Linked DNA regions of Mus musculus: region 2 is linked to region 1. Evidence: chromatin loops called from intact Hi-C (ENCODE). Cell type or tissue: left cerebral cortex. All regions are shown on one strand. Each heading gives the region's core, and the rest is flanking DNA. Links, peaks and the distances in the headings are about the cores only.

What was found. A loop is a pair of places that touch in the nucleus more often than their neighbours do. Peaks named below come from ENCODE experiments on the same cell type or tissue, not always from the same donor. Only the 100,000 strongest peaks of a DNase experiment are listed, where the experiment ranks them.
Region 2: it touches region 1 in a loop (2.9-fold over the local background); 2 of 42 quality-filtered maps call a loop at or near these places.

The regions. Positions count from the first base shown.
Region 1 is chr19:4,226,091-4,235,410 of GRCm38, reverse strand. It overlaps Pold4 (polymerase (DNA-directed), delta 4), which reads right to left and starts at 3,518. Exons shown (of 4, transcript NM_027196.4): 1 at 3,223-3,518; 2 at 2,859-2,948; 3 at 2,552-2,663; 4 at 1,777-2,197. The coding sequence starts at 3,319. The coding sequence ends at 2,173. It overlaps Gm45928 (predicted gene, 45928), which reads right to left. Exons shown (of 4, transcript NR_132309.2): 2 at 2,859-2,948; 3 at 2,552-2,663; 4 at 1,779-2,197. All of the region lies in intron 2 of LOC102631992 (a long non-coding RNA gene), which reads left to right. In left cerebral cortex, for the core only: no CTCF peak of the experiment used is centred there; DNase peaks (open chromatin) are centred at 3,567, 4,272 and 4,743; H3K4me3 peaks cover 732 bases; H3K27ac peaks cover 1,616 bases.
Region 2 is chr19:3,945,536-3,948,035 of GRCm38, reverse strand. It overlaps Unc93b1 (unc-93 homolog B1, TLR signaling regulator), which reads right to left. Exons shown (of 11, transcript NM_019449.2): 10 at 911-1,029. Among named protein-coding and RNA genes, the nearest start is that of Unc93b1, 12 kb to the right of the region's middle. In left cerebral cortex, for the core only: a CTCF peak has its summit at 1,144; a DNase peak (open chromatin) is centred at 1,137.

The DNA.
Region 1 (9,320 bases), core at 3,383-5,882:
GAGATCTTCCTGTCTCTGTCTTTTGAGTGCTGAGATCGTATTGGAGACAAGGTCTTGCTATGTTGCCAGACTGGCTTTAAAACTTTAGTCCTGAATCCGGTTCCAGAGTGTTGGGATTACAGGAGATCAAGCACCCATGTGCCAGCTCATTCTTGCTGACCTTAAATGCCATTTGAAATTTCCCCAAAGTTATATCTCAAATCTAGACCTCTCCGGAATTCCAGATTTACTGTATCTTCTGCCTACATCCCATCTTTACTGGGATACATTGCAAGCACTTCAAATGTAACATATTGACTGGGGGTGTAGCTCAGTAATGGAGCACTTGCCTGTTATAGGCAAGACCTCAGGTTCCACCCACAGCCCCTCCCCAAAAGCCAAAACATCCAAAGCTCTTTGTTCCCTTCCTACTTTCCTCTTCCCACTCCTCCTCCTCCTCCCTCCTCCTTCCTCTTCCTCCTCCTCCCTCCTCCTTTTTCTACTACTATGGGATATCTGATCTTCCGGTCACTCAAGCCCAAATCTTTGGAGTTATCCTTGGCTCCTACCTCTTAAATCCCAGTCAGTTGTCTCCTCAAAATAAAATCTGGCTACTTCTCAGCAGCTCCATTTCCCCTCCCTGCTTCGAACCACATCCCTGTCACCTGTTCTCCGACAGGTTTTGTTAGCCTTGCTGAGCAGAGCCGTTTCACCACCTGTCTGCTTTCCCAACTCCATAGACTTTCCACCCACAGCTGCACTTGTATTTTCAAAACATAAGTTCAATGTTGTCATTCCTTAAAGCCATCCATATCTCTTTTCACTCACTGTAAAATCCAGATTTCTTATCATGGTCTACAATGCCCAATGGGACTGGCCTGCTGCCTGTTTGGCCTCATTCCCTTCTGTCTTCTTGTCTCCTTGTCTCCTGAGTTCCGACCTTCACATGCTTGTGTGAACAGTCTGAAAATGTTCCTGCCATTGAGCCTTTCTTGTCATTCTTTCTGTCTGTAACACTTACTCAGGTGTGAGCCCTCTCTGCCTTCCTTCTTTGTGTCTCTCTTTTCAAAGGCTTTTAAAACGATGGAGCCTTTCCTATCCTACTCTACAAAATATCTTGTTGACATTTTCTAACCCCCTAAAAGCCTCTCACCCTAATTTTACTTAATGCTGACCACCACATGACATAACTAGTTTCCATGATTGTTTTGCCTATATTTTCAGTGATATTGACACCCCATGGGATCTATAGTAGCAGGAACTTAGTAGCTGTTCATAAGTTGGGCATATTAGGCAGATTTTCTGCTGGCTGGTCAGGGAAGGAAACTTAGAGTGAGTTTCTACCAGGGAATACCAGAGGCCACTCAGCTTTTGAAAAGACTGCCTTAGAAAAATAGATATGGAAGCCTTGTGGTATAGAAACACAAGCCTTTAACCCCAGCACTTGGGAGACAGAGGCAAGTAGATTTCTGTGAGTTAGAAGCCAGCCTGGTCTATATAATGAGTTCTAGGACAAACAGAACTACATAGTGAAACCTTTTCCCCATTAATTAATTAGTTAATTAATTAATCACTTTACATCCCAGTCACAGCACTGTCCCCCGCCCCATATTGGGACCCTTTAATCTCAGCATTCAGGAAGCAGAGGCAGGCAAATTTCTGAGTTTGTAGCCAGCCTAAGTAAAGAAAAAAAAAAAAAAAAAAAAAAAAAAAAAGCCTGTAGCTGGCTCTCCAGCCCACTTACAGTTTGGGAACTGCCGGCTAGATTAGAGCATATTAAGAGATGTAAGGTCAGAATCTCAGGCTTAATGTACTTTATTGTAAGCATTAGTGAGCTCCTTGATCCAATAACTCACTCATCTGTGCCCTCAGCTAGATGCCCAAGGTGGGCCCTTTAGGTTATCTGCCGACATCTGGTTTATGCCAGCCTGTGCTGGATTTGCCACACCGTAGGTCAGGGGTGTGGCGGGTGGGCATCTGGTGGTCATGATTAGGGCGTGGAGGTGCTCAGCTTCACAGGTCCCAGGAGCTTCAGCAGCCTGCTGTTTAGATGGAGAAGAAGCTGAACCAGGAAGACCTCCACAGTCAGCCTGCTGTTTCTCCAAGGTTGGAATGAGCAGAGCAGGCCATGATGTCTGTCCTGAAGTTCTTGGTGGCTAGGAGGTGCCCAGAGAAGGACAACGTGGGGGTACCTCAGAGTGGGTAGAGATGCCACAGGCTGTGGAAGACAGGGTGGGAGAAGGAAGTCATAGCCACATCAGTTCTGTTCCTTGATGGACTGTCTCTAGTTCTTACTTACTTACTGCCTACAATCCTGTGGCTCTGGTGAACACCTCAGGACTCATGGATAGCTCCATGGGCCCTAGATATACCCGTCCCCCACCATCAGCTCATAGAGGTAAGGATCATTATCGAGATCTATCTCGAGCCAGACTCTTCTTGCTTGACAGGAAGGACCGTCTAAGTCTGTTCCCACTTCTCCAAGTCAAGGTAGCCCCTACGTAGACCAAGAGGGTGGCAGCTCCTGGAGAAGTCCCTGGTTCCCCTGAAAGCTGTCCCAGCCTATCCTGACCTGCATTGGAAGTGAGGGTCTTCAGGGTGTGCCTTCAACACTTGGTACACCTCTAGGGGGGGCTTCAAGCCCATCTGCTCTGCCCGACTCCAGCGCTGCAGCCTTGTGATACCTGCCATCAGGAAAAGAAGACAGGATAGGCAGGAGAATCCAGGATAGTGGACATGGACGGCAGTTTCTTGAGCCTCCATAGTCAGTTTCAGGAGACAGTGTCCAAGAGCTAGGCAGGATTACTTTTGAGACACATTGATAACAGAACTGATTCAGAGATGTGCCTGATGGGAGGGACTGGAAATGGGGTGCTCACCTGTACAAGGCCCATACTGCCAGGCCAGGTCAAACTGCCTCAGCAGCTCCAGCTCTGTTTCCTCCTGGCTGAGGGACTGGGTGTCTTCCCCTGCAATAACATGTGGTGGCTCCTCAGGCACATCCAGGCCTTTGCCCTACCCTGGACTTAGAGCTGTGACTCTATATCCTGGCAATCTCCCCACCCATTTGCCTTTGCCATCCAGCAGACAGACAGCTCATCGGAAGTGCGAGACATGCTAGCTTCCCTTTTTAGCCAACACACACACACACACACACACACACACACACACACACACACACACACAGAGTCCTTTCTGGTCACTTCATGTCCACTCTTCCTGCCACCCCCACATTTTAGAGACCTAGCTCGGGTGCCAGCTCTCCCTTGCTGTGCCCAGGGGGCCCCTCCCTCTTCTTCACAACAGGATAGGAGTCAGTGATGAACCGCTTCCGACCCATGGCGGCCACCCAGGCAGGCGGAGCAGGAGGCAAAGAAAAGGCAGGGCAGCGGGCCTGTGAGAGACAGCTGCTGAGAGTGAGAGAGGGGGCCAGAGAGAGATGGGCCAGCAATGGACAGACAAGTTGACCCAGACAAGCAGAGAGAGGAAGTCCCTAGGTTCCAGGGAATGACGCCTGTCTTCCGCCCCCACAAGCACGCAAACATCAGAGACCTAAGCAAATGGCAAACGGCCTTTGCGGGGCGGGACCTTAATTCTAGCCAATGGCAATCGGCAGAAGACGGGGGGCGGGGTAGCTGCTGCTGCGTTTCGAGTGAGGAGGGGTTAGGCGGAACCAAGAACCTGTCAAGATGCCCCAGACTTCACCACCTCCTCGGGTTTCTCATTGGTCCACTTGGGTCCCTTGGGACATATAGAGAGTTATCCTCGGCCTCTCACTTCCCGTTTTTCCTTCCTAGGCAAATGTTCTTTTCAGCCTCACTAATCCCCATGGCCAGTTTTTAAGTCCCCTGAGAACCTTTTTCTCCTGCCGGTTGGCCCTAGAGCGCTGTGGGATCAGATCTGTAGGTCCAAAGAGAGTTTGGACTAGTCCAGGTCCTTCCCTGCTGCTCTTACTGGCCCCAGGAGACCTTGCTGGAGAAACTCATGAGCTCAGAAGGCTCCTTTCTCACAGTCTGCTGGCAGAGCCACTGTCCACCCAGCCCAGGCATGCGGTTGCTGTGGCCGCTGTCAAGTCCCACAGCCTGCCTCTGTCCACTTTGCTAGTCAGGAAGATTCCATTCCAAGCAGGACGCCAGAAGTATAGTCTCCATTCTCCATGGGTTCATATCCCCAGTTCTTAACTGACAGATCTGCTCTGTTTTTTTGTTTTTGTTTTTTTCTGAATGTGTATCATGAGCAGAAAATAATTTCAATAAACCCAACCCTCATATTGGACTTTCCATGTGCCGAGTTCTAAGCATCTCCCACATGCTAACTCAAAATAGATATCAAAAGAGTTTTTTTGCAAGTGGGAAGTGTAGGCAAATTGTGATCAGTGCTCTTAGTAACAGCTACTGTGTAACTAACTAGCTTCCCGTGTGCTGCAGAAGTGCTCTTAGTAACAGCTACTGTGTAACTAACTAGCTTCCCGTGTGCTGCAGAAGTGCTCTTAGTAACAGCTACTGTGTAACTAACTAGCTTCCCGTGTGCTGCAGAAGTGCTCTTAGTAACAGCTACTGTGTAACTAACTAGCTTCCCGTGTGCGGCAGAAGCTCCCAGGCTTGCGCGGTAGAGAGAGGGACATACACAGTCGTTAGTCCTGGACAGGAGAGCAGGAGCACGAATGCCTTAGAGCTGGAGGAGAATGGTAGGCATTGGGAGAAGACCTCAGGAGGTAATTGCTGTAAACAGCGTCTCTCAATTCTCTACCCATGACCTTTGTTTTGGGGCTCCTGTCATCACTGACTCACCCCTACTACCACCTCCCCCTCACCAACTTCCTGGCAGCGGGTGAAAATGCTGGCCCGTGGGAGTCTGGGAACCAGCACTTGGACTGACCCAGCACTAATCACCCTCTGGAGAGCCCATCCGGTTCTTCCTTCCAGGGGTGCAAGGATGGCTGGTTGGAGGCCTTTGCCCTCCTTTTTGGAAGCTCTGTGATCTGGCTTAGGAAGCACTCGGCTGGCCTCCCGTGTGTGTGGAGGCAGAGAAGAGGACCCCTCCAAAGAGAAACCCACCAGTGGTGGGCAGAAGGTTGTGTCTCCAGGGACCTCCTCTTGCTAGCCTTCCCCCATTAGCTTCTTGAAGAAGAAGGAGCTGCAGGCACACTGCAAAGACCTGGAAGGCCTTTCTGGGACCCATTGTTTGGGGTGGCTCAGGTCTGATCCCTCCATCTGTCTCCTGGACATCTGGGAGAAGAGACCCTACAGAGTTGGGAAGGGGGACAGGGAGAATTCTCTACTAGGCAGGGAAAGGCACAGGCATTAGGTCTAGTGAGGCTCTATAGTGGGTAGCTCCTAGGCTCCGTGGGACTGACCACCACTCCTCCCTAAGAAGGCCTCAGATATTCTGGGGCTGTTCCCAAAGGTATGTGGCACCCACTTCCTGAGTCCACAAAGCCCTGAGGGAGCAGGGAAGCCTGGGTGGGGCAGACCCCTCCTCATTCCTGGTCCCTCCCACCCCTGAAAGCTGATAGCCGTGGGGCCTGCCACCGCCCAGGGAGCGTGAAATGGGGTGTGCCGCTGGGCGGCCACAGCAGCTCCCTCCACTGCCTGCGCCTAGTCGCTTGTCTCCTTTGGCAGCTCCTGACACCCTGACCTGCTCTGTGGATCTTGGCTGAGCCATCCCTACCTGCCCTCCCTTCAGCCCCCACCCCAGATCTGCCTGGCTCAGGTCCAGGTAGCTTCTCCAACACTGACTGGAAAGATACCTCCCAGGGGCTTTAGGTTCCCTCAGCCCCTAAGGGATCTGGAGTGCTCTGCTTCAGTGCAGGGACCCTAGCACTAGCCTTCTGGTGGGGGAGGTGTGTGGGGGTGGAGCTCTCCCTAGGAAGCATGCTGTCCTCTCCAGGTGAGCAATAAGATGGATCATCCTGGCTGCTCAGTATCCGACGTGTCTCTAAGGTGGTTAGGGCACTGACTTGGTCTCCTATCTTTGGGTGTTTTCCTACTTTCTTCTCTAACCTCATCATTTTCCTTCCTGCCTAGAACACTTTGCTTGATGCAGAGTTCTCAGAGTGGAGACCAAACTGGTGGTCTAAGTTAGTGGCTCAATTCTGTCTTGTATACGAAGTGTCTTTGGTCAGCACTGATTCCAGAAGCTGGTGATAGAAGTGGATGGAGTTAACTTATACTTTGCAAATACCCTAAGCCTTATTAGGTTCAAGGTCAAAGTCCTGTGAAGACCAGGAGAACAAACAACCTGAACAGAAACCTAGACCTGGGACTCCCTGGGGCTGAGACTCACTGCGCGCGGCTCCTGTGGGAGCAGGTTCATCTTAGCTTTACTCAGTGTGACAGTTCTGGGTGGGGTCAGCACTCTTCACAAATATACATCCTGAAAGTCCCTCGCCTTCAGTTTGAGATGGGTCATATGGACAGAGCCAGTTAGAGCTGAAAAGATGGGGCAGGTAAAAGTGAGGGAGGGCAGCAGCTGCATGAGTTCAATGGGATGTGAGGTCTCTCCCATTTCTTTCTCTCTCCTTAGCAACTCCCCCACTCAGGCCCTGCTACTCATTCTGAGCTGAAATTCAGTCCAGTTTAGGGGATTTTGTGCACCCAGGTGGACACCCCAAAACATCTTGCCCATCCAGCCTTCATCTTTTCCCCAGCCTTCATTTTTGCCATATTCCTTCAGGGTCTCCTCCTAGCCCCTCTCTTCCCTCTCAGACCCAGCACCTTAGCCTAGTAGGTTCTGAGTTTCCTGGATTTAAAGGGTGAAAAAATAGGAAGGTTTCTCTGGGTCCCTAGTGTCTATTCTGCCTTGCCTAGGAACTTTCCCCACCAGCTCCGCTAGTCAGCTCCCCTTTCACTGGGACCAACAGTTCAGAAGTTCTGGAGATTTGCAAAGTGCCCTGCTGGTCATTCCTCACTCTGGCCACCAGGTGTCAGACTTTATCCAGCAGGAAAGAGGTCCTAGTTAGTCCATAGAGCCATATCCTGGAGGCAAGTTGGGGAGGTACCTCCAAGTTCTCTCTGAACTGGCCAGGCTAGGGACCCTGAAGGGTCAGATCCACAGCTCTGTCACAGTCACCTCCTCTGTGTCATTGGTACTAGTCTGCTGGCAAGTGTTTTTCCCTCTAGGAAATTTGGGTACCAGCCTGAGTCAGGGAGCTCAGGAATGGAGAGGACAAAGGCAGGGACAATTAAGGCTCCCTAGAAGGGAGGACTCAGAGGGACTGCCATCAGACTGTGCCGTCTCCCCTGAATCGCTAGCCTGTGTGCTCTAGGCTAAGGGAAGCAAAGACCCGCCCTGTGCCTCCCCATTTTGCCGGCTGTGGCCGTGGTGACTGGTGAATGTGCTTGTGTAAGATGAGTGTTTGAGTGAGTTCCCTTGCTGCTGAGAGGGTCCCTGAGTCCCCGCTGCTTCCTCATTCTCTGGTGAGGTATGGTGATTTGCCTCGATTTAGAGCCTCCTCAGAACTGGATCTCACCTCCAGGGAGCTGCCTTCTCTCCTAGGTGCAGGTTTCTAATACACTGAGCTCTCTGGGGAGGACAAGGGGGAAGTCAGCCCCTCTCATCTCTATTCTCTCTCCTTTCTCCCTAAGGACACAGGACTTCTGGAGACCTAGGCAAGTGGCTGAGGCTGAGTGACGAGAGGGCATTCTCCAATACTGAGGATCAGCAAGACAAGCAAAGTCAAGAGGTGGGGGACCCTAGGTCATAGAAAGCGATTGTTGAGCAGTTGGGAGCCATTGTGCCACACACTACAAGCAGAGTAGACACTAGGAGGAACAATGGCAGGAAATGGATTGAAGAGCTGCTTCATGTGTGGAGCACCGAATTCACAGAAAGTGAGGGCGGGGCCTTACAGGGCAGCCACAGGTGAGAACGGGCTCAGAGAGCACTTCAGGGCTCTAGCCTTTTTCTTTTTCATTTCTGATTTGTGTTTTTGAGACAGTCTCTTGACTATCTCAAGACTTAGAACTTACTATGTAAACCAAGGCTGGCCTTGAACTCCTGATCTTCTTGCCTTCATCTCCCAAGTATTGGGCTTACAGAAGTGCAGCACCGCTTGGGTTTTTGACATACCCACTAGTTATTCCCCACCACGGTGACTGGAGTGTCAGCACTTTGTCCTACAGCGCATCTGGTGGGAATGTCTGTGTGTCCTACAGAGCATCTGGTGGGAATGTCTGTCCTGGGTTGCTAAGAAATGCCACCAATGGGATCCATACGGAAGATGTGTCAGCAACCACCTGGCCTTCCCTGTGTCTGCCCAGCCAGCTTTTGGATTCTCTCTTTATCTCTTCAGTACCCCAAACCCTCCACTCTTCGGCTTCCACCTCCACACTTGGCAATAACACGCTTAGATCCCTTCTGTTTAAAACAGACAAATGCTAAGCCTCCCTTGACCCCGCCTTTGCCACAGCACACAGGACACATCTTCACTTCTCGCCTCACACCGTGTCTTTCTTGGACTCACCATGTGGTGTCTGCCTCTCACCTGCTATGTCACAGGCTCCTGTGGGGTGTGCATGGTGACGTACACATAATACCGGCACATAGGACACTGAAGCAGGAGGATCACTGTGGGTTTTAAGTGAGCCTGGTCTACATAGCTCCCTATACCCAAACACAAAGCAGTTGCCTGTGGTTCCTAACTGCCCAAGCTTGTGTGTTTCCTGTTTTCTCCTCTCAGTTCTCCAGAGCTTGAGATTCCGGGTCAGCTGCTCTCAGCTTCTAAACCTCTCAAAACTCTCCTTTTGGACAGTCTTTTTTTTTAATATTTATTTCTTTATTATATGTAAGTACACTGTAGCTGTCTTCAGACACTCCAGAAGACGGCATCAGATTTCGTTACGGATGGTTGTGAGCCACCATGTGGTTGCTGGGATTTGAACTCAGAACCTTTGGAAGAGCAGTTGACGCTCTTAACCGCTGAGTCATCTCACCAGCCCCCTTGGACAGTCTTTGCATCACTTTAAATCAAACTACCAAGGATTTCACTGTGTCAGGCATTATGCTAAAACATTATCTGGATGTGTGGCTGAGCAATCCTGGAGCCTGCCCCCCAAATACCGTCTGACTGAAAAGGAGATTCACCTGTGCCCTGACCCATCTCTGCCTATCTAAAACCTTCCTGTCCTCTGAGAACAGTACTGAATCTCACCCTGTGCCTTTATGCAAAAGATGTGCTGAGCACTTGCCATGAGCAGATACTCACACACATCAATAGGGAGACACACTGCTTCCTCCCTACTGCCTTCTGTCTTACACTTTCATTTGATGGGTCTGCCTGCTTGACTCCCTACCTTTCCTAATATTTATTGGTTCTCTCCTCCTACCATGTAAGTAACTCA
Region 2 (2,500 bases), core at 1-2,500, 280 kb after region 1:
TCTCTTCAGACAGTTTGACTGTAACCCACAGCCCAGAAAGAAACACACAAATAGTTTTGTATTTGTACTTTGTACTCTGATTCCTTGCTTTTTCGATTCATTTTGCTTTCTTAAAAAAAAAAATGCTGCACAAAGCTGGGCCTGTCAGTACAGGCCTGTCAGTCATCTCAGCCCATAGAAGGCTGAGGTCAGTCTGGGCTACCTTGAGATCCTGGCCCAATGATACAGAAAAATGGAACAAAAACATGTGAGAAGGACCTGCTAAAATGACAGGCTTGGGTTAGGAACAGGCTAGGAACCTCAGGTACACTGATAGGTAGCAAGAAAGACCCTGGCTCCCACCTCCAGCACAGTCAGTAACAAACCAAAATCACCTTTAATCCCAGCACTCAGGAGGCAGAGGCAGGGGAATCTGTGAGTTCCAAGCCTGCTAGGTCTATACAGGGAGTTCCAGGCCAGCCAGGGATACCATTTTGTTTAAAAACAAAACAAGCCCAGTATAATGGTGCATGCCTTTAATCCCAGCACTTGGGAGGCAGAGGCAAGTGGATCTCTGTGAGTTTGAGGCCAACCTGGTCTACAGAGTTCCAGGACAGCCAGAGCTATATCGTCAAAACAATGTAAAAGCATAGAAGAGCTCATTCCTATAGGAGCTGAAATGGGAGGCCCTGGGTGTCCAGAAGTCCAGAAGCTAGTGAGCAGGTGATCCAACCACCCACAGCTCAGCCGAGTGTGCCCACAGGACCGAGGCTAGCAGGTAAAACAGTCACTGGGGTACTGGGTTTACCCCATGGACTAAGGGGTCCTTGGCTCAGTGCTTGGCCTTTAGAAAGTACTGCATTTAGGAGGCTATGAAATCCAAGTCTGTTTCCCAGTGAGGCATGGATACCCAAACTCCACCCATCCTCACCTTCATGGGCAAGCTGGAGCCCAGGTACACAACAAAGATGGCCACGGCCTGCCACCAGTGATAGATGGTGAAGATGAAGTCCTGCCTCTCTTTGTCTTCATATAGGATGCCCAGGAGTGCTGCAGGTAAAGGCACAAAGCAGGTAAGGAACCCTGTACCAGTTCCATCTCAGTTCCTGAGACTGAGCTAGGAAGACCAGCAAGAGCTGTGCACCAATCCTCGCCTGGCCCCTACTGGAGACTTCTGTTACTACACTGTCAAGATGAGCCCAGAGGTGCAAGGACCCTCCACTGAATCCTGTCTGCTTTTGACCCATCACCCAGTGTGCCAAGCACTCAGCTGCTGTTTCTCTACCTTGCCAGGGGCTCAGAAAATAGAAGGAATAGGCAGGAAATAGAAGGTGGGATATCTGAGAGGCAGAAAGAATTCTGGGATAGAGCCACTCTCAGGAGATCAGCTTGGGAAGATGTGAGCAACAGGACACATAGCACCTGAGCACAGGCCAGCCCCATGGCAGAATGCAGGTTATAATAAATGGGATATTTTACTTATGATCTAAAATATATAGATATTTTAGTTATGATCAGAGTAGAGCCTAGCTATATGGCCAAGGTATTTGTAAATATATTTTGAGTCTGAGTCTTATTTCTGAGAGCATGGGGCTGGGAGGCAGAACCAGAGCCTAACTCCTATACATTTCAGCAACTAACTTTTCACAAGCCAAGCCTGGGGGCGGGGGCTGGTTTCCTGGGGGCGGAGCCGGCGGGGGAGGAGCTGGTTTCCTGAGGGTTCACCTCAAGGTGGTAGAGAAACAGCAACTGGAGCTGAGACTCTGGAGCTCAGGACTGGAAAAAGTAAAGGTTCAAAGGTCACATTAAGGGCGATTTCAGGAAAACGACTGAAATCTCCAAAGCTGGCCCAACTTTGAAAAGAGTTTATATGGGTTGTCTGATGGATTAAAAGCTCTCAAGTATGAAGATTGCACAGCCCTGGCTGACCTTGCTAAGCTTGGTCCAGCTCAGAGCATGAACACGTCCATCATGTGACTTGGGGAGGTGGGGACACTTGAAACTGTCAACAGCATTAGACCATGAGGATCAGTGCCAGTAAGGACAACCTACACGGCTGCACTCACGTGTGCCAGCTGTCTGTCACCAACACAAACCCATCTCACACATACCCAGGGAGCCCCCACGCAGCTGAAGCCTGGCCTACCATAGCTTCTTTTCTCAGGCTCTCACTCCAGCTGCCCAGGTTTGAGCATGGATTCTGAGGTTGGGCAAGCTGGGTTTGGACTGTACCTTGATCCTCGTTACAAACAAAAATCCATCCAGGTATGAAAGCACACCTTAGTTCCAGAATGGGGGAGACTCAAGCAGACTGATCTCTGTGAGTTTGGGGCCAGCCTAGTCTACATAACAATTTCTAGGCCAAACAAGGATATATACAAAGGCCATGTCAAAACACAACAAAACAAAACAAAAAAACCAAAAAACAAAAAAAGGGAAAAGAAAGAAAGAAAGAAAAAGAGAGAAAAAGAAGAGCAAATGAGATGGCTTAGTGGGTAAAAGGCACCTGACACCAAGCCTA